Regions from separate parts of the Homo sapiens genome. Here region 1 is linked to region 2. The links are chromatin loops, found by intact Hi-C in ENCODE. Cell type or tissue: PC-3. All regions are shown on one strand. Links, peaks and the distances in the headings refer to the core of each region. The heading gives the core; the rest is flanking DNA. Region 1 overlaps MCF2L2 (MCF.2 cell line derived transforming sequence-like 2). Region 2 overlaps MCF2L2 (MCF.2 cell line derived transforming sequence-like 2).

Region 1 (11,150 bases), core at 1,906-9,905, 55 kb before region 2:
GTGCAGTGGCTCATGCCTGTAATCCCAGCACTTTGGGAGGCCAAGGCGGGCAGACCACTTGAGGTCAGGAGTTCAAGACCAGCCTGGCCAACATGGTGAAACCTTGTCTCTACTAAAAATACAAAAATTAGCTGGGCGTGGTGGCGCGTGCCTGTAATCCCAGTTACTTGGGAGGCTGAGGCAGAAGAATTGCTTGAACCCAGGAGGCTGAGGTTTCAGTGAGCTGAGATTGTGCCACTGCACTCCAGTCTGGGTGATAGAGCAAGACTCTGTCTCAAAAAAAAAAAAAAAAGAAAGAAAGAAAAAGAAACCAAATATAATAGTAATAACAAACTCTGAAATATTGCAAGAATTGCAAAAATTTGTCAGAGAGGCACGAAGTGAGCACATACTGTTGGAAAAATGGTGCTGATAGACTTGTTCAACACAAAGTTGCCACGAAACTTCAATTTAAAAAAATTGCAATATCTGTGAAGCCCACTAATGTGAAGCATAATAAAATGAAACACGACTGTATGTGTGTGTATAAAAAATATATACATGTAAAAGGCATGTAAAGAATATCTCTGGTCTTTCAATACTAGTTGTATTTTTTAAAGTTCACTAGAAAATGTTCAGCACATACACAACCACAAACCATGGCTACATACTAGGCCAGGGATGGCCTATAACAAAAACACCTTAGGCTGGGTAATTTATAAGCAGCAGAAATTGATTTCTCACAGTTACAGTTCTGGAAGTTGGGAAGTTCAAGATCAAGGCCCCAGCAGATTTGGTGTCTGGTGGAGGTCTGTTCCTCATAAAGGATGCCTTCTGTGCCCTTACAGGGCAGAGGGGGCATAACAGCTCCCTTCAACCTCTTTTGCAAGGGCACTAACTCCATTTATGATGCCAGAGCCTTCATGACTTAATACATCCCAAAAGCCCCCTCCTCTTAATGCTATCACATTAGGTTCCAACATGTGAATTTTGAGGGGACGCCAACATTCAAGCCATGACTATGAGTTTTGATCTTTTTCCTCAATATTACTGAAACTCCTAACTTAGCATAACAATCACCAGTATCAGTAGGTAGGAAAAAGTAAAATACTATATATCAGGTGCTTTCACAGACAATACATCACTTATTCCCCACATCAAACTTTCAGGAGGCTTTCGTTAGTCCGGGGTTTCTCAGCATTGGCTATTCACACTTTGGGCCAGAGGATTCTTTGTTGTGGGAGGCTGTCTTGAGCATTGTAAGGTGTTCAGCGGAGTCCCTGACGACCCACCAGATACCAGTTAACTTTCCCCACTAAGTTATGACTACAAAAAAGTCTAAAGATATTGACAAATGTAGGAGGCAGGCAAAATTATCCCCTATAGAGAAATACTGTGTTAGTCCCATTTTAACAGATGAAGAAACAAGCTCAGAAATGCTTAGAAACTCACCCAACATCAGACAACATGTTATTGTGACAATTTTTTAAAATTAATTTCAACTTTGATTTTAGATTCGGGGGTACATGTGCAGGTTTGTTACATGGGTATATTGCATGATGCCAAGGTTTGGGGTACAGTTGATCCTGTCACCCAGGTAGTGAGTATCGTACCCAATAGTTCTACAATCCTTGTCCCCCTCCCACCTTCTCACCTATAGTAGTCCCCGGGGGGTGACACTATTTAAATGTAGCTTCTTCTGACTTCATGGGTGTCAATATGTATGTACGTTAGAATCATCTGGGGAGTTCTGTGGTGTGTTAATGTCTAAGACCCATCCCACATGAAGTAAATTAGTTTCTCTGAGGTATAACAGGCTATTGGTGTTTCTGGAAACTTCCCAGGTGCATTCGAAGGTAAGTGTCCCAAAACCCCCACACCGGGAGATGCAGTGGGGTAAGGTGGTCAACAGGAGAAATCCCAGCCTTCGCCCTTCCACACTCCTTCTTCCCCACCCTGTGGCTGAGAAATCCCAACCACCCCAAGGTCAGGCAGTCACAGGGTGACCTCCTGGCAGTTGATCTTTAACTCCCCCACCCCATCTTCCAGAAAACAAGGAGAGACAGTGAAAAGCACACGTAAGCTGGTACTCACAGTGCGGTGATTTACCCACTGACCGTGGCGATATTCCAAAGTCCCCCCTAATTCCCGGGTCAGTTGGCTTTTGTCGATGTAGCCGTGAAGGTCAGAGACAGAGTTTACCATGATGATCTGTAAGGTAAAAATTTAATTAAACATACTCCTCATTGATCATTAAATAATAGCTCATTTACATTCTATTCTTATCATAATTATATTTTATATTCTATTATTATTTAAATGATACTCCAACTTTGCTTTATCAGGCATTTATATTTAAAAATGGTTACAGCCAAGCACAGTCGCTCATGCCGGTAATCTCAGCACTTTGGAAGGCTGAGGTGGGAGAATCATTTGAGGCCTGGAGTTTGAGACCAGCCAGAGCAACATAGCAAGACCCCATCACTAGAAAAAAAATAAAAAAAAAAATTAGCCAGGCATGGTGGCATGCACCTGTGGCCCCAGCTACTTGGGTGGCTAAGTCAAGAGGACTGCTTGGGCCTGGAGGTTAAGGCTGCAGCAAACAGTGATCGCACCATGGCACTCCAGCCTGGGCGACAGAACAAGACCACATCAAAAAAAAAAAAAAAAGTTACTATATCCAGCAGGGAAATATTTTAAAGTCTCTTCCATTTTTTGCTTTTGAGTGAGAAATACCAAAGCGTGGTATAGCCTGTGACAAAATGTTGACTTGGCTCAGGGAACACAGTTCCAGGCTACCTAGAAGTCAGGCCTTGCTTTACGTGAATTTTCAGTCATAAGTTCCCAAGCTAAGGTACACCTTTCAGCCACCAAAATCAAGTGTTGTGCAATGGCCTGAAAGTCTACCATGAGAAGCCCAATCAAAGCTGGTCGGGTAAATGTGAAAATAAAACTAGAATACAGGGAAACACAAAGAGTATGCATTGAAAAGACTCACTACACTGGTGCGCCCCGATGAAGAATATTGATGTGTCCCTACTTTAGCTTGCACTGAGGGGATCTGGAGGTGACAGGGCATTGGGTTTTATAAGCTAGCAGTTCCGCTGATGAGCGAACACTCACACATCCAGAGGAAGCTGACGCATCCCCAATTGCCCCTTTCTATTCCTTGGCAGTAGTTCTGGCCTGGGTGTGGTTCTGGCTCACTCAGTGACTATATCACACCCTCTACTCACTCCTGAGTGGGACAAGGACTCCTCACTCCTATCTCTGAAACACATCTTTGAAGCCTTTAACTATGACATTATATTTTTTCACTCCCTGTTGATTATTTTGAAAATTAACTCTTGGTCAGAGGACATAAGAATATGGACTTCCTTCTATTATTGTAAAGTATTAGTCAAGGAATGAATCCACTTTGGAATGAGAATATAAATTAGAGACCAGCCAGGTACGGTGGTTTGCACCTGTAATCCCAGCTACTCAGGAGGCTGAGGCAGGAGGACTCCGTGGGCCCAGGAATTTGAGGCTCCAATGAGCTGTGATCGCATCACTGCACTCCAGACTGGGTGATAGAGGGAGACCCCATCTCTTAAAAAAAAAAATTGTGGCCTAAAGTCTATAGGCCAAAATTATGCAACAAAACTGATTTACTCTTTCAACAGATATGTATTGAACTACTAAAAAAAAGTGCCAGGTTATTCACAATAGCAAAGACTTGGAACCAACCCAAATGTCCAACAATGATAGACTGGATTAAGAAAATGTGGCACATATACATCATGGAATACTATGCAGCCATAAAAAATGTAGAGTTCATGTCCTTTGTAGGGACATGGATGAAACTGGAAACCATCATTCTCAGCAAACTATCACAAGGACAAAAAACCAAAGCATGTTCTCACTCATAGGTGGGAATTGAACAATGAGAACACATGGACACGGGAAGGGGAACATCATACTCCGGGGACTGTTGTGGGGTGGGGGGAGGGGGGAGGGATAGCATTAGGAGATATACCTAATGCTAAATGACGAGTTAATGGGTGCAGCACACCAGCATGGCACATGTATACATATGTAACAAACCTGCACATTGTGCACATGTACCCTAGAACTTAAAGTATAATAATAATAAAAGAAAAAAAAGTGCCAGGTACTGGGGGATAATAAGGTAAACAAGACAGACCCTGTTCTAGAGAGACTCAGGCTCTGTGGGATTTGATTACCACCTATCACCACCTTAACCTTGTCAGGCCCCATGTCTTGCTCCTCCACTTCTGAAAATGGTTTGGGGCTTTTAAAATGTATCTTTATAATATGAGAATGGATAAAAACCTGAATCTATCTGTGCCTTTCCCACCTAAAAATTTTAAACCACTTATGGGAGTTTTTAAAAGGTATTTATTCTTTCTAAAATTAGAAATTTTAGGACAGGTCGTTAGAAATTATCAAGCTAAAAATGTATTTTGCTTCTTGGAGTATGAGTTGCTATGGTAATAATCGACATTTTAAAAAAGACCCAATGTGCAACATTGTATTAGGCAAAAGTAACCTTGCACAGGGTCTGGAGTTTCAGAAACCTATCCTGCCAGGCTGCATATTTTCTGTACCATGAGGGAGGTGTGATATCCCACACTTGCCAAAACTCTGCTTTCTCATCTTAAGCTTTAGATGACGAAGAGGAATTTTAAGTTGAAAGCGAAAAGTGAAAATTAAAAACAAAGGATTATATTAGAAGAGTTAATACTGTTAAGTATTGATCTGTAGAGTCAAAACAATTCCATAATCAAAATCCCAGCTGACTTTTTATAGAAATTAACAAACTGATTCTAAAATTCATATAGAAATGCAAAAGACATCAAATAGGTAAAACAATTTTGTAAAAGAAGAAAAAAGTTGAATGAGTCACATAAGTTTTGTCAGTTTCAAAACTTAATAAAATTGCAGTAAAGAAGAGTGTGGTAATGACAAAGGATGGACAAATAGATCAATGGGAAAAAAAAAGCAAGTCCTGATAGACCCACACAAATACGATCAATTGATTTTTTAAACTTTTTATCCTGTGAAGAGGCTGGGCGCAGTGACTCATGCCTGTAATCCCAGCACTTTAACAGGCGGAGGCGGACAGATCACCTGAGGTCAGGAGTTCGAGACTAGCCTGGCCAACATGGGGAAACCCCATCTCTACTAAAAATACAAAAATTAGCCGGGCATGGTGGTGGGTGCCTGTAATCCCAGCTGCTTGGGAGGCTGAGGCAAAAGAATCGCTGGAATTCAGGAGGCGGAGGTTGCAGTGGGCCGAGATTACACCACTGTACTCCAGCCTAGGCAATGAGAGTGAAACTCCGTCTCAAAAAAAAAAAAAAAAAAAAAAAACAAAAAAAAACCCACAAACCTTTTTATCCTGTGAAGTAATTATAGATTCACAAGAAGTTGCAAAGATAATTATAGTTTCATAGGAAGTTACAAAGGCAGTACAGAGAGGTCCTAGGCACCTTTCACCACCAATGGTTACATCTTACATAATTACAGTACAATATCAAGACCAGGAATTTGATATGCTTATAATGTGTGTGTATGTAGCTCTGTCATTTTCCCACATATGTTGTTTCCTGTACCCACCAGTACAAGCAAGATGCAAAACTGTCCCATCGCCACAAAGACCTCCCTTGTGCTGCACCTTTCAGTCATCTCCCACCCCCAAAATCCCTCCCTGAACCCCGGCAAACACTAATCTGATTTTTTACAAAGGTGCAAAGGTAATTCAATGGAGAAATAATTCTATTTAAACAAATGGTGCTGAAACAACCGGACATTCATATGTAAAAATAGGAATCTTGACCCACACCTATGAAAGTAGCCAGAATCAAAACAGAGTCACTAGTATTAAAAAATAAATAAATAGGCCGGGCATGGTGGCTCACACCTGTAATCCCAGCACTTTGGGGGGCCGAGGCAGGCAGATCACGAGGTCAGGAATTCGAGACCAGCCTGACCAACATGGTGAAACCCTGTCTCTACTAAAAATACAAAAATTAGCCGGGCGTGGTGGCAGTCGCCTGTAATCCCAGCTACTTGGGAGGCTGAGGCAGGAGAATCGCTTGAACCTGGGAGGCAGAGGTTGCAGTGAGCCGAGAGAGCACCACTGCACTCCAACCTGGGTGAGAGAATGAGACTCTGTCTCAAAAAATAAATAAAAATAAATAAATAAATAAATAAAACCTAACCAATAGGCCAGGGAAGACTGCAAAGAAAGGGTTCTCACACTTGTATGCCTGATAACAAAACTATCACAAAGGACGGCAAAAACTACAACCTGGCACACAGGCCATTGCAACATTCAACTGCCTGTCCAACTTCCGACTGGCATCGCTCTTGTTATTGATCTTTGTAGCCAAGAATAATGATCTCGAAACAATTACATAATGCTCCTCATGTTCCCTTTAAAAACCTCTGTCTCCCTCTACCTTCCTGAATAAGCACGTAGTTTACTATGTCACACATATTCCCATTTCAATGCCCTGTTCCTGAATAAATATTTTCTTTTAGAGAGCCTCTCCCTGTCTGTTATTTAGGCTGACATATCTCACATCTTATACAAAAATTAAGTCAAAATGGATCATAGATCTAAACATGAAACATTAAACTTGGAAGAAAATGTAGAAGAAAACTGTGGTATAGTAAGAAATGTATTCAGTCTTTGTCCCTGGTTCCTGGTACAGAGTTCCTAAAACTCTTATAATTTCTTGAGTGATAGGAGTATCTTGTATTATTTATAATGAACCCCTTTGGTCACACCTGAGTTTACATGAATGCGGTGACTCAGGGTGGGAACTCTAGATAGCCTCTGGATGGAGCTGGTGTCCAGAAAAAATAAGTGATTATAATTTGGAATTTTCAGCCCCACTCACTGACCTCTGGGAAGAAGAAGATTAAACTCTATAGAAACTCTAGAACAAGGAGATTTAAGGAGCTCCCAGGTTGGTGAATACACCAAGGTCCTGGAAGGGTGGTATGCTGGAGACAGCGTGGAAGCTCTGTGCACCCCACACACCTTGCCCTATGGATCTCATTCATCTGGCTGTTCCTGAGTTATATCCTTTATGATAAACCAGTAAACATAAGTAAAGTGTTTCCCTTAGTTCTGTGAGTCATTCTAGCAAATTATAGAACCCAAGGAGGAGGCTGTCAGAACCCCCCTAATCCACAGCTGGTAGGTCAGAAGTACAGGATGCCCAGACTTAAAATTAGCATCTGAAGTGGGGACAGTCTTGAGGGACTGAGCCCTCAACTTGTGGGATCTGATGCTAACTTCAGTGTCTGAATTGAATTGTAGAGCCCCTGATTGGTGTCTAGACAGTTGGAGAACTGCTTGGTGTGAAAAAAAAAAAAAAGCAGCCTACACATTAGTTGTCAGAAGTGTTGTGTGAGTAGAGAAAGTGTTTTCTCAGAGAAATTTTAGGAGAAATATTTGGGTTAGGCAAAGAGTTCTGTGATATGGCACCAAAAGCATAACCCATAAAAGAAAAGCTGATAAGCTGGACTTCATCCAAATTAAAAACATTTGCTCTGCAAAAGACACTGTTAAGAGAATGAAAATCCAACCTACAAACTGAGAGAAAATATTTGCAAGTCATATATCAGACAGTGATTTATATCCAGAACATATAAAGAACTCTCAAAACCCAACAATGTGAAAACAAAAACCCAATTAAAAAAGGGCAAAAGATTTGAACAGAAGCATCACCAAAGAACATATACAGATGGAAAATAAATACATGAAAAGAGGCTCAATATCATGAATCATTAGGAAATAGCAAATTAAAACCACAGTGAGATACCACAACATGCCTATTAAATGACTAATTAAAAAAATACCCTCGTTTTTGAAAAGGTGGTAAGAGTATGAAGTAGCTGGAATTCACATACATTGCTGGTGGGAATGCAAAATGATAGAGCCACTTTGCAAAAACAGTTTGGCAATTTCTTTTAAAGTTAAACATAAACCTACTCTGTGGCCCAGCAAACACATGTATGTGAATGTTTATAGCAGCTTTATTCTTTTTTTTTCTTTGAGACAGCGTCTCGCTCTGTCGCCCAGGCTGGAGTGCAGTGGCATGATCTCGGCTCACTGCAACCTCTGCCTCAGCAATTCTCCTGCCTCAGCCTCCAGAGTAGCTGGGACTACAGGCACACCCACCATGCCCAGCTAATTTCTGTATTTTTAGTAGAGACGGGGTTTCACCATGTTGGCCAGGCTGGTCTCGAACTCCTGACCTTAGGTGATCCACCCACCTCAACCTCCCAAAGTTTTGGGATTACAGGTGTGAGCCACCATGTTTGGCTGCAGCTTTATCCTTAATCACTAAAAACTAGAAACAACTCAAATGTTCTTTCCTGGTGAATGGTGAACAGATAAACAGGGACCTCTATAATGTGAGATAATATTCAGCAATGAAAGGAAAGAACTATGGGCATACCCAGCAACATGGATGAACCCCAACTGTTTTATGCTAAGTGAAAGAAGTCAGACTCAGACTCAAAGGCTACCCAGTATACACAGTCATGTGTCACTTAATGACAGAGATCAATTCTGAGAAAATCGCCATTAGGCAATTTTGTTGCTATTCAGTCATAAAGTGCATTTACACAAACCTAGATGGGACAGCCTGCTACATGCATGGGCTAACTGGTGTAACCTATTGTGCCTAGGCTACAAGCCTGTACAGCATGTTACTGTACTGAACATTGTAGGCAAGTATAACACAATGGAAAGTATTTCTGTATCTAAACACATCTAAACACAGAAAAGGGGCCGGGGCAGTGGCTCACATATGTAATCCCAACACTTTGGGAGGCTGACACAGGAGGATCGTTTGAGCCCAGGAGTTCAAGGCCAGCATGGGCAATACAAGGAAACCCCTGTCTCTACAAAAAATAAATTAAAAAAAAAAATCAGCCGGGCATGGTGGTGCGCACCTGTAGTCCCAGCTACTGAAGAGGCTGAGGTGGGAGGATAGCTTGAGCCCCAGAGTCTGAGGTTACACTGAGCCATGATCACACCACTGCACTCCTGCCCAGGTGACAGAGCAAGACCCTGTCTTGAAAAAAAAAAAAAAAAAAGAAGAAGAAAAAAAGGAAAGGAAAAGGAAAAGGAAAGGAAAGGAAAAACTTTTTTTAAAAAGTACAGTAAAAATAGAGTTTTATAATTTTATGGGACCACCACTGTATATGTGGTCCGTTGTTGACCAAAATGTTGTTATGCAGCACATGGCTGGAATTGCATTTGTATGACTCTCTGCAAAAAGGCAAAACTATAAGGATGGAGAGCAGATCAGTGGCAGCCAGGGATTAGGGATGGGGAGAGGGGCTGGCTACAAAAGGGCAGAGTGAGGAAGTTTTGCGTGGTGATGGGGCTGTTCTGTATCTTTATTGTGGTGACTGGATAACACCACGCATTTGTCAAACTTCATAGAACTGTACACCAAAGAGAGTGAATTTTACCTGATGTAAATTTTCAAAAACAAATGAGAGGCAGTTTCCCCACATTTTTTTTCTTCTTTTAATCTTTACAGGATAGAAATGTTTAAAAAGTTTTTATATTCTATATAGTGAAGAAAAAAGGCAGAATAATTGTGCTCATCAAACCCACAGGACACACTAAGCATGTAAAACTGGCCTTAAAACATTTTTTCTGTCTTTTCTTGGATTCTGTTTTTGTCTATTTGGCATCCTCTCATTACAGGGTCAATTACATGAGCCACATTTTCTTATTTTCTGTACTCTTGAGGCTCTGGCATTTGTGGCCTCCATGACTAGGAAGAGACTGCCCCGCCACCCCCACCCCAGGGCTAACCACTTCTTAGAGACAGGGAAGGGGTTAGCTGGGAGCAGGTCTTTCATACGCAAAACAACCAGTCTCAAATCCAAATCCCCAACCACCACCTTATCAAACTCTCACACACCAGGCCATTGTTTACCTTGCCCTAAGTCATCCCAGGGCCAGGTGCCATGTAACAAAGAGACAATCCTTATACCCCAAAGACTGCAGGAGTTATTCAAACTAGTCCATACTAAATCCTGCCTTGCTTTGCCTGCAGAACTCCAGTAAACGCTCTGTCCTAGACTTTCCTCTGCCTCCTTCTTCTGCCTCCTGACCAAAGCTTGGTGCTTCCCCAGTAGCCCATGCGGCGTGAGGTGACCCCGACCCCTGGACATGTGGATATTATAAACTTCTTCCTTCCAAGCCTGTCTCTTCCTGTGGCCCCACCAACTTTACCATACGTGCATATTCTTGTAACAATTGTTAAAAGCTAAAAATGTCTTGTTTCTTTTCCTTTTCTGTATACATTTGTGTTCTTATCTATAGATGCTTAAAACCGTTCTTTCAAAGAAATACATGGTCTTTTAACTGCACAAGAAGCATTTCCTGTATTCTGACACAAACTCCATTTTAAGCAACCAATTTCCACGATCATAGCCTCTTCAGGAGTTTTACAAGACTGCCTTGGTGACTTCACATTAACAGTTTTATGAGGCTGCTATGAGTACAGCTGTTCCAGAATAGGGAAGTGCCTGGCCAGCAACAGGGACTCAGAAACCATCTACTGGGAGGCCAAGGCAGGAGGATCACTTGAGCCCAGGAGGTTGAGGCTGCAGTGAGTCCTGATGGAGCCACGGCACTCCAGCCTGGGTGACAGAGCAAGACACAGTTTCAAACAAAACAAAACAAAAACAAACAAAAACCATTTACTACATGAAAGTACTTCCCCTCCATAGATAAAGGTAGAGGGAGGCTGTCACTTGGCTACAATTACATCCTTGACCCACCTGATTCCTATACCAGTCACACAAAATAAACTCCTTTCCCCCCAACACGTGAAAATGTAATTATCTAACTAGAAATGACCAGGAAGATGTTATAATATAAGAGAGGCTAGGAAGCTACAAAGTAAAGTGCTAATATCACAACACGTTTTAAAAATAAAGAAGATAAACTGACAGTTTGAACTGTCATTGAGAAGGCAACACGTATTGAGAAGTTAGATTTCATTAAGCTTGATAACTTCAGACTCTGCCGTTTCTGGAGCATCAGCGCTACCAGGGAGTGTGACCTTGTGCGTCAGGTGAAATGGTTACTTACGGAGTGAACTTGCATTAAAGAATGCCCT
Region 2 (11,150 bases), core at 1,621-9,620:
TAGAGAGTGTCTTTCACATAGGAATTCCATCTTCTCCTCTTAAGAAACAGCACAAAGGTCAAAGTGATATTCTTGTACCTGCTGTTTTTCAAGTGCTTTTAACTTAAATAGTCAATATTCCAGAATGGCATTTTTAAATTTTTACTTTAAGTTTTGGGATACATGTACAGAACATGCAGGTTTGTTACATAGGTATACATGTGCCACAGTGGTTTGCTGCACCTGTCAACCCATCATCCAGGTTTTAAGACCCGCATGCATTAGGTATTTGTCCTAATGCTCTCCTTCCCCTCGTCCCCGACCCTCCAACAAGCCCCGGTATGTGATGTTCCCCTCCCTGTGTCCATGTGTTCTCATTGTTCAACTCCTGCTTATGAGTGAGAACATGTGGTGTTTGGTTTTCTGTTCCTGTGTTAGTTTGCTGAGGATGATGGCTCCCAGCTTCATCCATGTCCCTGCAAAGGACATGAACTCATTCTTTTTTATGGCGCATAGTACAGAATAGCATATTTTAACCCCTTCATCACCCTACAACAAATACCATTTGTTTGGAATGACTCATTATCAAAACTGAAAACTCTACCAACATTACTTTTGAGAACCAACCAGGTGTTGGGCACTGTGCTAGGGCTGGAGATTTTAAAAACGAAAGAGAAGAAAAGCAAAGCATTGGCCCCTACTCTTAAGAAGTTCACAGTCTACTGGGAGAGGCAGAAATAATTTCCATAGACAAATAACTTCCATAGGCAAAGGTAAACCTCGGGGTTCTGTGGAAATTTAAAAAAAGACTCTGTGAAAGCAGAACTGGGGTGAAGGAAGGTTTCATCGAAGAGATGAGGTCAGAGTTGAGGGTTGATGAATGTGCATGAGTCAGGCCTAGAAGAGGGGCAGAGGTGTGCCACAGAGAAACACCTGAGCAAAGCCGTGAGACAGGTGTGGTGTCTTTCCCTCACAGCAACAAAGGATTCCCCACATCCTTATATCTGCATTAACGCGTGGCATATGGCAGTGGCAGGGAGGAGGAAAGGAGGAAATTGATGAAATATATTTAAGTACTAACTTTGAAGAAATGCATTCAAAATAAATCCATAACCTTCTCTGAAGAAATAAGATGGGCAAAAGAAAAAACTAAAGAAAAAGGTGTAAAAGAAAAAACATATTTTTCAAGTGGGTTTGGTTAAAGCAATCAACTTCCTAATCTCCACAAGTGGTATCAGACGCCAGGCAGCCTCTCAGTCACAAAGCTGCTGTTTACCTCTAAATCATAGAAGGCAGGTGGAAAGCAGGCAAAATACCACACACCTGGCCACTGTGTACATTCTAAACCACACTATAGTCAAGGGAGGGGTGGGGGCTCATAAGCAATGCAAACCCATGGAGGGAAGGCCTTTCCCAACCAAGTCTTCTCTGCTGGAGGTGGACACAGCACTGCCTAAGGAGGGGGTTTAGACCCCGCTCTGCCCCGGTCTGTGAAATGGTGGTGACCAATGTGGACTCTGCCCACACTCCATCCCCTCGAAGACCTGGGCCCATACCGATTTAAGCGGCATAAAGAGTTGAGGCCCAGGCTGGAGAGGGTGGAAGAAGATGCCAGAAAGCATTTCTATCATGGGCTCAGCTACAAGCACAGTTTTTTTCCCTGGCCTTGTAGTTTCCTTGCTCTGTGCCTTAGTTTCTCCATCTGACAATGCAAATGACAACAATCTGCCCCTAATTTTCTTATTTCGGAGAGAGAAATAACTCCTGACACAGTTGGAGTTCCCTAAACAAGGGTCATGTGTCCTAGACAACGCGACCCAGGAAGCCAGAATAACCTTTAGCTAAAGCAACAGCCTAGGCCGGGCACGGTGGCTCAAGCCTGTAATCCTAGCACTTTGGGAGGCCGAGGCAGGCGGATTACTTGAGGTTAGGAGTTCGAGACCAGCCTGGCCAACATAGTGAAACCCCTCTCTGCTGAAAAAAAAAAAAAAATACAAAAATTAGCTGGAAATTGCTTGAACTCGGGAGGCGGAGGTTGCAGTGAGCCAAGATCGTGCCACCGCACTCCACCCTGGGCAACAGAGCAAGACTCCATCTCAAAAATAAAAAATGAAAATAAAGCAATAGCCTAAGGAACAAAGGCAACACAGCTGCTCAGTTTTCCATCCACCCGACCATGTTTACTCTGTCCCTCCTGTGTGCACAAGAGAGTCAAAACTGAGGCTTGTTTGTCATTGTTTTCCAGTCCCTTTCCACATTCCTTGCTCGTGACTGATGGGTGACAGAAGCCAGCTGGGTTATTATGCATACCAGGGTACACCATGCTCATGGAAGTATATGTCTCAACCCAGCCCTGCCACATGGGAAGTGTGGAATAAAGCCAGTGCCTAAGGCGGCAGGACACTGTGCTCAGCTCACCTGGGGATGCTAGTCAGGTAGGTCATGACATTCAGGAAGTCTTCATCTGGGATGTGTTTGAACCCCGAAAACTCTGGGAACGTGATGATGGGGGCGCCATCCTCCCCTCGGCCTCCTGCAACAAAAACAGGTGGTCAAAATGTTAGCAAAATGTTGTCCTGTCACACCTCTGCAGGGAAGTTGGGCGAAAGAATATCGGTCACCTCTTTTCCTACCTATATTATCTCAGACTAGAATTTGGGAGAAGTTAACACAGTTATTTTGAACAAGTCTCTCTTCTCATTCATGCTGGCTCCATGGCATTGTAAGAATTCAATTTTTGAATCCTTTGAAGAGAGTTACTGTGTAAAAGGAAATACTGATTTAATTATTCAGCATAGGTAGAATAGTAAATAATGCCAACACAAATATGTAATATTGCTCTTCATTTTTGTAGTCAGTAAATGTCAAAAGTAATATTGCATGGTGGTTAAGAGAGTTAACGCTAAAATCAGACAGCCTGGGTCAAATCTGCTTTGCCACATTGTTGCTATATGATTTTTGGCAAGATACTTAATGTGTTTCTTTCATATTTATATATACATATATATGTATGTATATATATAGATATATATGACCTACCATTTTATTATATAGGAATAATGCTTGTACCTACATGGTAAGGTGAGGATTAAATGACAGCACAAATGAGAAGCACCTTAGCAGGGTGCTTATTATATAAAACTGCTCAAAAAATGGTGACCATGATTATAATTATTATTATTACAAGGAAGCAATAATCAGCTTCCCTTCAAGAATTTATAAATAGTAATTTAAGATATCCCTGTGAAAGTAAAAATATGAAAATTCACATTTAATTCAGAGCAGAGACCACCAAATTCAATAGATTCTATTTCCCAGTCCCCTTGCAGCTGCATGGAGCCATTTGACTAAGTTCTAGCCCCACAGTCCCCAAACTGTGTCGCAGGTAAGCAGGGAACCACAGTAAATTCATGGGAGCACTGTGACTGTTTTAAATTTTTGAGGGAAACACAGTGACAGTTGACATCTGTCAGACACCATATGCACTACTACTACCATATGAACTACTTGAGGTAGTTCCCTATTTCTTTTTCCTTTTATTGAGACAGAGTCTCGCACTGTCGCCCAGGCTAGAGTGCAGTGGTGCAATATCGGCTCACTGCAACCTCTGACTCACAGGTTCAAGCGATTCTCCTGCCTCAGCCTCGTGAGTAGCTGGGATTACAGGCGTGCACCACCATACCCAGCTAATTTTTGTATTTTTAGTAGAGACGGGGTTTCATCACGTTGGCCAGGCTGGTCTCAAACTCCTGACTTTAGGTGATCCACCCGCCTCGGCCTCCCAAACTGCTGGGATTACAGGCATGAGCCACCACGCCCAGCCCAGGTAGTTCCCAACTTCAACATCAAATTGCATTATATTCTTGCAGATGGTGTTGCATCTTTATAAAGCTGGGGGTTTGGTACTTGCTGGAATAAAAAGCAAAAACAGTGTGCAAATCAATGTGGAACAAGACATAAAGGTGGTGATATCTAGTTTGATTGCAAGGTTTAAGATAGTTGTAGTTATTTAAGAATAAAAATGAGAGAAAAAATAATATTTTAATTTATATGTATTATTTTTTCAAACAGCTACTAAGTTGTTAGGACATAGATACATATTAAGTTGTTTGACATGTTAGTTATTGCTTTTGGCCTAGGGGGGCCATGAAAAAAAGACTGAGATGCTAAGGCGCAGAGAATTGAGAGGGTTTGGGAACCTCTGCCCTAGCCAGTAGTATAGGAGCTTAAGCTGCATGCACCTCCCAAGTTATGTCCTTGAAGAGAAACCACTTGAAGAGGAATCATGGCTCTCAAGGCAAGGCCAACTACAAATGACTGAATGTATTCAACATATCTGAGACACACATATCAGTGTGGGGTGTGGTTAGTGGGGACTGTGTGATTAATGAGGATGTGTGGTCCACGAAGAAACTATAGAAGAGGAGGACTCAGAGGAGCAAAGGCGGGCAGTGTACAGCCAATGCTATTCTAAGGAGAGAGGGCCAGCCCACTCTGAGAGTCCAACCCACGTTACCAGTCTATCTGATGACACCACTGTAAGATCATCCAGCCAACTCTCTGGTGCTGACTCCAAGCCTGATAAGAATCTTCTGTTTATAATCTGATTTTCCAAGTAAATTGTAAACTTGTTTCAAGAAAAGGAATGTGTTATTGAGCAAACATAAGTATATTATGTAAAGAATAAGTTAGCGCTGTGGTTTTTCTGCATGAGTCTCTTGTGAGTGTTGTTAATATGGGTCTTAGGTGCTCAGAAACCAATTGCTGTAGAACGAAACCATGTGAGATTTGTCTGGATGGTCAGTCATCCCTCCACAGAAGGTACCTCTTTATTAATCCTATATGTTTACTCTAAATTTCCAAAGATGAGATCTACAGATTAGATGTTTATCAAGACAAGTATATTGAACTACCTCATTACAGTGACTGATGAGGATATTAACAGCTTTCATCTAATAATATTCTTCCTCTTTGCAGTTTCACAACTATGGGAAGTTTCAGAGAAATGTGCATTCAGAGAATTTGCGTCTTTGAAAAGCTAAATTAAGATGCATTATAACACTGTAGTAATTGCATAATCAACATTTGCTGAGGGACTGGCTAAAACATTTCAAGGAACTGAAATACCCTAAAATATTCACTAGAATGTGATTATGCCATTTAATTTCACCTTTTATTATTATTATTATTATTATTATTAGATGGAATCTCGCTCTGTCACCCAGGCTAGACTGCAGTGGTGTGATCTCCGCTCACTGCAACCTCCGCCTCCCAGGTTCAAGCAATTATTGTGCCTCAGCCTACCGAGTAGCTGGGATTACAGGCACATGCCACCACGCCCAGCTAATTTTTGTATTTTTAGTAGAGACGGGGTTTCACCATGTTGGCCAGGCTGGTCTCGAACTCCTGACCTCAACTGATCCGTCTGCCTCGGCCTCCCTAAGTGCTGGGATTACAGGCGTTGAGCCACCACACCCGGCCAATTTTACCTTTTTATAGTTGACTGTATTAAAGCCATCCTCACCTAAATGAAAAAAGGTGAAGTTTTCTTCTACCTTGGTTACTACCAATACTGAACAGCAGAGAGGCCCTAAGGTTAACTGTGCACACCCACCTACTGTTGAATATTAGTCTTAAGAGGCAGAAGCATCAAGGAAACAGAGCTGGACTTAACTGTGGGGCAACCTACAACATGGCATCTAGTGCCACCTTCTGAGGAAACGCGGTAATGCAATAGGAAGAAAGAATAATTATTCCAAAGTCCAGTGCATTCCTTGAATGCAAGGAATACAAACAACCCCAAATTATTTGGTACTAAGTAAAATGATAACTTAAAATAAACTTTACTCCTCCTACTATGATTTTGTACCTTTTCATTAAGTGAAAGACAAATAGTTTTAGTGCAGAAAACATTAAGCGCTTGGGGTACATAAGGTGATTGCTGAAAGGGCCCTGGTGATAGCTGGCATGAAGGCTTCATGCACAGGTGAATTGAGAATACAGGAAATCCTACAGGAAGATGGCAAAGACCAATGATGGGGAAGGTTGCAAAGCATCTTCCTACTGCTCTTTGCCTTCCAGTATCTATTTTCCCTTTCTCCTCTACACAAGGTTTTAACTGGGGAAATGGCAGAACCATTCCCTGGTAAGCACTTTGGAAATCTCAGGGCCTAGGATACTAAATGACCCATTCTCCATAATAAAACAAAGAATTGCCCCACATGCTACGTGACTTCCAAATGTCTTACCAGAGGCTTAATTTAAGTGAAAAATCCATTTAAAATGCTCTGAACCTAGACTCTGTTTTTACAAATAATCATAAAGAATTTTTATATTTATTTATTTATTTTATTTATTTATTTATTTATTTTTTGAGATGGAGTTTCACTCTTGTTGCCCAGGCTGGAGTGCAATGGCACGATCTCGGCTCACCACAACCTCCGCCTCTCGGGTTCAAGCGATTCTCCTGCCTCAGCCTCCCAAGTAGCTGAGATTACAGGTATGCACCACCACACCCGGCTAATTTTGTATTTTTAGTAGAGATGGGGTTTCTCCGTGTTGGTCAGGCTGGTCTCTTAACTCCCGACCTCAGGTGATCCGCCCACCTCGGCCTCCCAAAGTGCTGGGATTGATTACAGGCGTAAGCCACCATGCCCGGCCAAGAGGTTTTTTTTTAATCTTAATAAAGTCACTCCAGGTATCTGATCACCCCACCACATCCCAGCATTTGCACCCATCACATTTTTGGTGACTCCAAATTGAGGGGCAAGCACCTCTTTCATTATTCTCATGTAGCTAGACATGCATGTGGAAATACATACTATTGAAAGATATGTTACTTTACTATAATTAGTTTCCTTTGATTCCTCCTTTACAGTTCCTTATATTTTATTTTTTAATTTTTAAAAATATGTGCATAGGTAGGTGTGGCTGTTCACCTAAGTTTTCCCTTCCTGGGCATATAGCTACACTACATTTCCCAGCTTCCCTTGCTGTTAAGTTTGTTCAAATGACTGTGACAAGTTCAAGTCAATGGAATGTGCTGTATGCTATCTCTGAGCTGAGAATTTTAAGAAGCACTATGCTCCTTCCATGTTCTCTTAGCCTGTCTGCTCCCCAGACACGCATAACAACAATAAGAACCAGAAACTCAAAGGAGCCTTCATTCCTGAACCTCCACATGGAGAAAAGTTGTCTGCTGACCAGGAACATACATGCAGAACTGGTAAAAGAGTAAGAACTTAATTTCTGTTATGTGTGTTTTGAAACCGCCTTTTCAAAATCATGACTGAGACAGTGAAAGGGATCTAACTTAACCCACTCCATCTTGCTTCTAACATCCAAGCTCTCCTTGTTCATTCCTGGGCGTAGGCTGAACTAACTTTGGGAGAAATTTAGTTTAGTTTAAACAAACATGGTAACAGCCCTTTCCTAAAGCAGACCTCCATCTTGCCTGGGGATTAGATTGCCTTTGTAGGACTAATATTAGCCACAAGATTAGAAATGATGGTTTAGGAGTCATGCAGCTGGAGGCTGCAAGGTCCTGACCCTCCCTAAACTGCTCCTAAGATCAGTGCTTGAGATATTTTGCAAACCCTGCACTTGATGGATCAGCTGGCACCATCCAGATCAATAAATGGGTTTACCTGATCTGTGGCCCCCCGCCCAGGAACTGACTAAGCACAAGAAGACAGGTCCGACTCCCTGTGATTTCATCTCTGGCCAATCAGCACTCCTGGCTCACTGGCTTCCCCCCACCCACCAAGTTATCCTTAAAAACTCTGTTCCCTGAATGCTTGGTGAGACTGATTTGAGTAATAACAAACCTCCAGTATCCCACACAACCGGCTCTGCATGAATTACTCTTTCTCTATTGTAATTCCCCTGGTTCTGTCTGGGCAGCAGGCAAGGTGAACCCCTAGGGTGGTTACAGTTGGAGCTCTATACTCTTTGGAGTATATTCGTTGTAGTTGTTGAGCCCACCCTTGCAGATATAGTATCTATAAATTTTATGTTAGGATGGCAGAGGGCAATACAAATCATTTGTTATAAAAAGGAGATATTCAGTCAAACATGACTGAGAACCTTCCCTCTCACCTGCACTACCGAATCCAACAGCCACTAGACACATGTGATTATTAAGCACTTGAAATGGAACCAGTCCAAATTGAGATATGCTGTAAGTATAAAACACAAACTAGATTTCAAAGACTTAGAATAAAAAAGGTAAAATCCCAAAAATGTTGAATATCGAGTACATGTGGAAATATTATTTTAGATATGGGTAAATTTAAAATATATAATTAAAATTCATTGTATCTGTTTATTTTAACCTTTTTAATATGGTTACCATAAAATTTTAAAGTACATGTGTGGCCCACACTGTATTTCTATTAAACAGTCCTGCTCTAGATGTCGCCCCTTGGTTCTCACCTCCCAGGTTTCAGGTCACTAGCTCCATATGTAAGCTAGGAGTTGGGGCTCCGATCTCTTCCTTGGTTTGACATTTTCCATTGTTTCAGTTAGGAGCCTCCCACTCACCCCTGGGAGCCCTACCCTCCACCAAACCTGGGCTTCATTGGTGTGTATGAGGTGAAACTGGGGACTCTACAAGCCTAAGAGTATTGAGCAGTTGATTTCTTCATCAATTATTTTCAAAAGGATTCAAGCTGCCACAAGAGACAGGCAGAGAAAGGGAGCAAAGAGGGAGAGAAAGTGAAAGAGAGAGATTCAGTTCACAATAATTCCAAGTGGGAAACAACCATCAAGATAAATATAAAAGGACAATTCCTTATAATTAAAGGAAAGGAGCTGTGGCAAACGTTGATTGATGGCTAATTCACTCCCAGTCCCCTTTTCCCTGACCACCGTCTCCTGTGGCAGTTAGAAAGCTAAATGCTTGCCTTCTGAGATTCTCTTGCTGCCAGGGAATGGCTGTGTGACAGAATTCTGGAATGAGACATAAGCAGAAGGCAGCCAAGAGTTTCTACAAACAGAACCAAAGAAGCCAGCATTTTCCTTCTCCTTCTTCCTGCTTTGGACACTGACCTAATGTCTGGAATTGCAGCAGCCACCTTGAATCAAGAGTTGACAAATAAGAAGAAAACATCAAGAGAATCATAAAGATGTCAGCCTTAATGTCATTGAGCCACTGATCCAATACCAAGAGTTTCTATCGTCAGACCTCGTTATGCAATTTAAAAAACAAACCAACAAGTCTCAGAGGCTAAGTTCCCTTGTAGTCAGATACCATGCTGAGTGAAACTTTTCTTCTTACAGATGAAAAACTGGGGTTTGGAGCCACCTACTGGTTGTGTTGGAATGTGAACCCAGAATTGTCTGGGTCCAAAGCCCAGAGTGTTTCCACCACACTAACCTGCTTATACTCTCTTGTTTCCTAGCTAAGCCCTGAATTTAGAAATATCCCAAGTTCACTGTGAACATGCAGGTGTCTTCCAACGTCAGAGCTACCAGAGGCCCCAGCCCTGGTCAATATCCAATTCCCGCTGGTGGCCCTGCTCACAGGCTTCGCATCCAGAGGCCGCAAACCATCGGGCCACAAATCTGGGTCAGGCTTCATGTAATGAGCCTCTGCTCTTCTACCAGCCGTGGGAACACATGCACAGTTCAGCAGACCAGGCAGCTAGGGCTGCATTGAGGGAAAGGCTCTATCCTCTCCTTCACAGCCTTCCCGGTTGACAGGGTCTCTGGCTCCTTCCAGAGATCAGTGAAATTGGTAGAAAATTTTGTAGGGAAAATCTTTACCTTACTTGCCTGAATCAGGAAAAGGAAGCTGCTATGAGTTGAGGCTGAGGCTGCAGCTCTTAGGCTACCACAGCCATGGGAAAAGACCTAATTAGAGAGATTTCTGTTTTACAGCAACAACTATACAGGCCCCCACAACAGCCTCCTTGCTGACACTTGCTGTTTCTGCCAGAATAAGAGAGATGGTTAAAGATGAAAAGCAGGCCTCTGATTCCAAACAAAGTGCTGACTCAGAGAGACCCACGGCTGCCGCTATTCTTGCAGACTTGCAAGGCTGTAATTACTATCACAGCGAATCCATGCTTCTGCTTCATAAGAAAGGCAAATTTGGGCCAGACACTCTGGCTCACGCCTGTAATCCCAGCACTTTGGAAGACTGAGATGGAAAGACTGTTTGAGCCCAGGAGTTCCAGACCAGCCTGGGCAACATGGCAAAACCCCATCTCTACAAAAAATTTAAAAATTTTGGGCATGATGGTGTGCGCCAATGCCTGCCTGTAGTCTCAGTTAACTCAGGAGGCTGAGGTAGGAGGATCACTTGAGCCTGGGAGGTCAAGGCTGCAGTGAGCCAAGACGGTGCCACTGCACCCCAGCCTGGGCAACATAGCGACACCATGTCTCAAAAAAAAAAAAAAAGCAAAGAAAAAAAGAAGACAAACTTAAATGACAAAAGGAACTCAGAAATGAAGGGTTATCTTTATTATGGTCAAAGTACCTTCCTAAAGCAGAAGTGTCTTCTGCGCCCAGTGTGTGTTTCCACAGTTCTCTGTTCTACGTTAGGGAGTGACAATTATCTCTATTCCTGACTCAATGGTGGCATTGTATACCATATTTATTGTGAGCATGACATTGGTTCCTTATAAAAATTATCTTACTTGTAATAGAACCCCAAAATAAACATTTTATAGAACTATAAAAAGATATCAGAAAAAAAGAGAAACACTTATTCAGCAGTTGCAATACTAAGTGTTTTTCATACATTATGTCATTTAATCCTCAAAATTACTGGCTGGGTGTGGTGGCTCATGCCTGTAATCCCAGCACTTTAGGAGGCTGAGGCAGGTGGATCACCTGAGGTCAGGAGTTCGAGACCAGCCTGGCCAACATGGTGAAAGCCCATCTCTACAAAAACACAAAAATTAGCCGGGCATGATGGCGGGTGCCTATAATCCCAGCTACTCAGGAGGCTGAGGCAGGATAATCACTCGAACCTGGGAGGTGGAGGTTGCAGTGAGTTGAGATCGTGCTATTGCACGCCAGCCTGGATGACAGAGCAAGACTCCATCTCAAAAAAAAAAAAAAAAAAAAAAAGAAGTTACAATAACCCCATCATACAGATGAGGAAACTGAGGTTTAGAGAAGTAAGTTGCCCAAGGTGATGCTGCTAGTAAGTACAGAATCCAAAT

The links. Peaks named below come from ENCODE experiments on the same cell type or tissue, not always from the same donor. Only the 100,000 strongest peaks of a DNase experiment are listed, where the experiment ranks them.
Region 1: a loop joins it to region 2, with 5 times the contacts of the local background. A loop is called at or near these places in 11 of 110 quality-filtered maps.

The regions. Positions count from the first base shown.
Region 1 is chr3:183,321,162-183,332,311 of GRCh38, forward strand. It overlaps MCF2L2 (MCF.2 cell line derived transforming sequence-like 2), which reads right to left. Exons shown (of 30, transcript NM_015078.4): 6 at 2,074-2,190. Among named protein-coding and RNA genes, the nearest start is that of B3GNT5, 73 kb to the left of the region's middle. In PC-3, for the core only: a CTCF peak has its summit at 6,633; a DNase peak (open chromatin) is centred at 3,130; H3K27ac peaks cover 2,237 bases.
Region 2 is chr3:183,376,900-183,388,049 of GRCh38, forward strand. MCF2L2 (MCF.2 cell line derived transforming sequence-like 2) reads right to left here. Exons shown (of 30, transcript NM_015078.4): 3 at 2,398-2,512. Among named protein-coding and RNA genes, the nearest start is that of MCF2L2, 46 kb to the right of the region's middle. RefSeq lists silencers at 457-516, 567-616. In PC-3, for the core only: CTCF peaks have their summits at 5,678 (motif pointing left) and 9,289 (motif pointing left); DNase peaks (open chromatin) are centred at 4,452, 5,662 and 9,272; H3K27ac peaks cover 2,058 bases.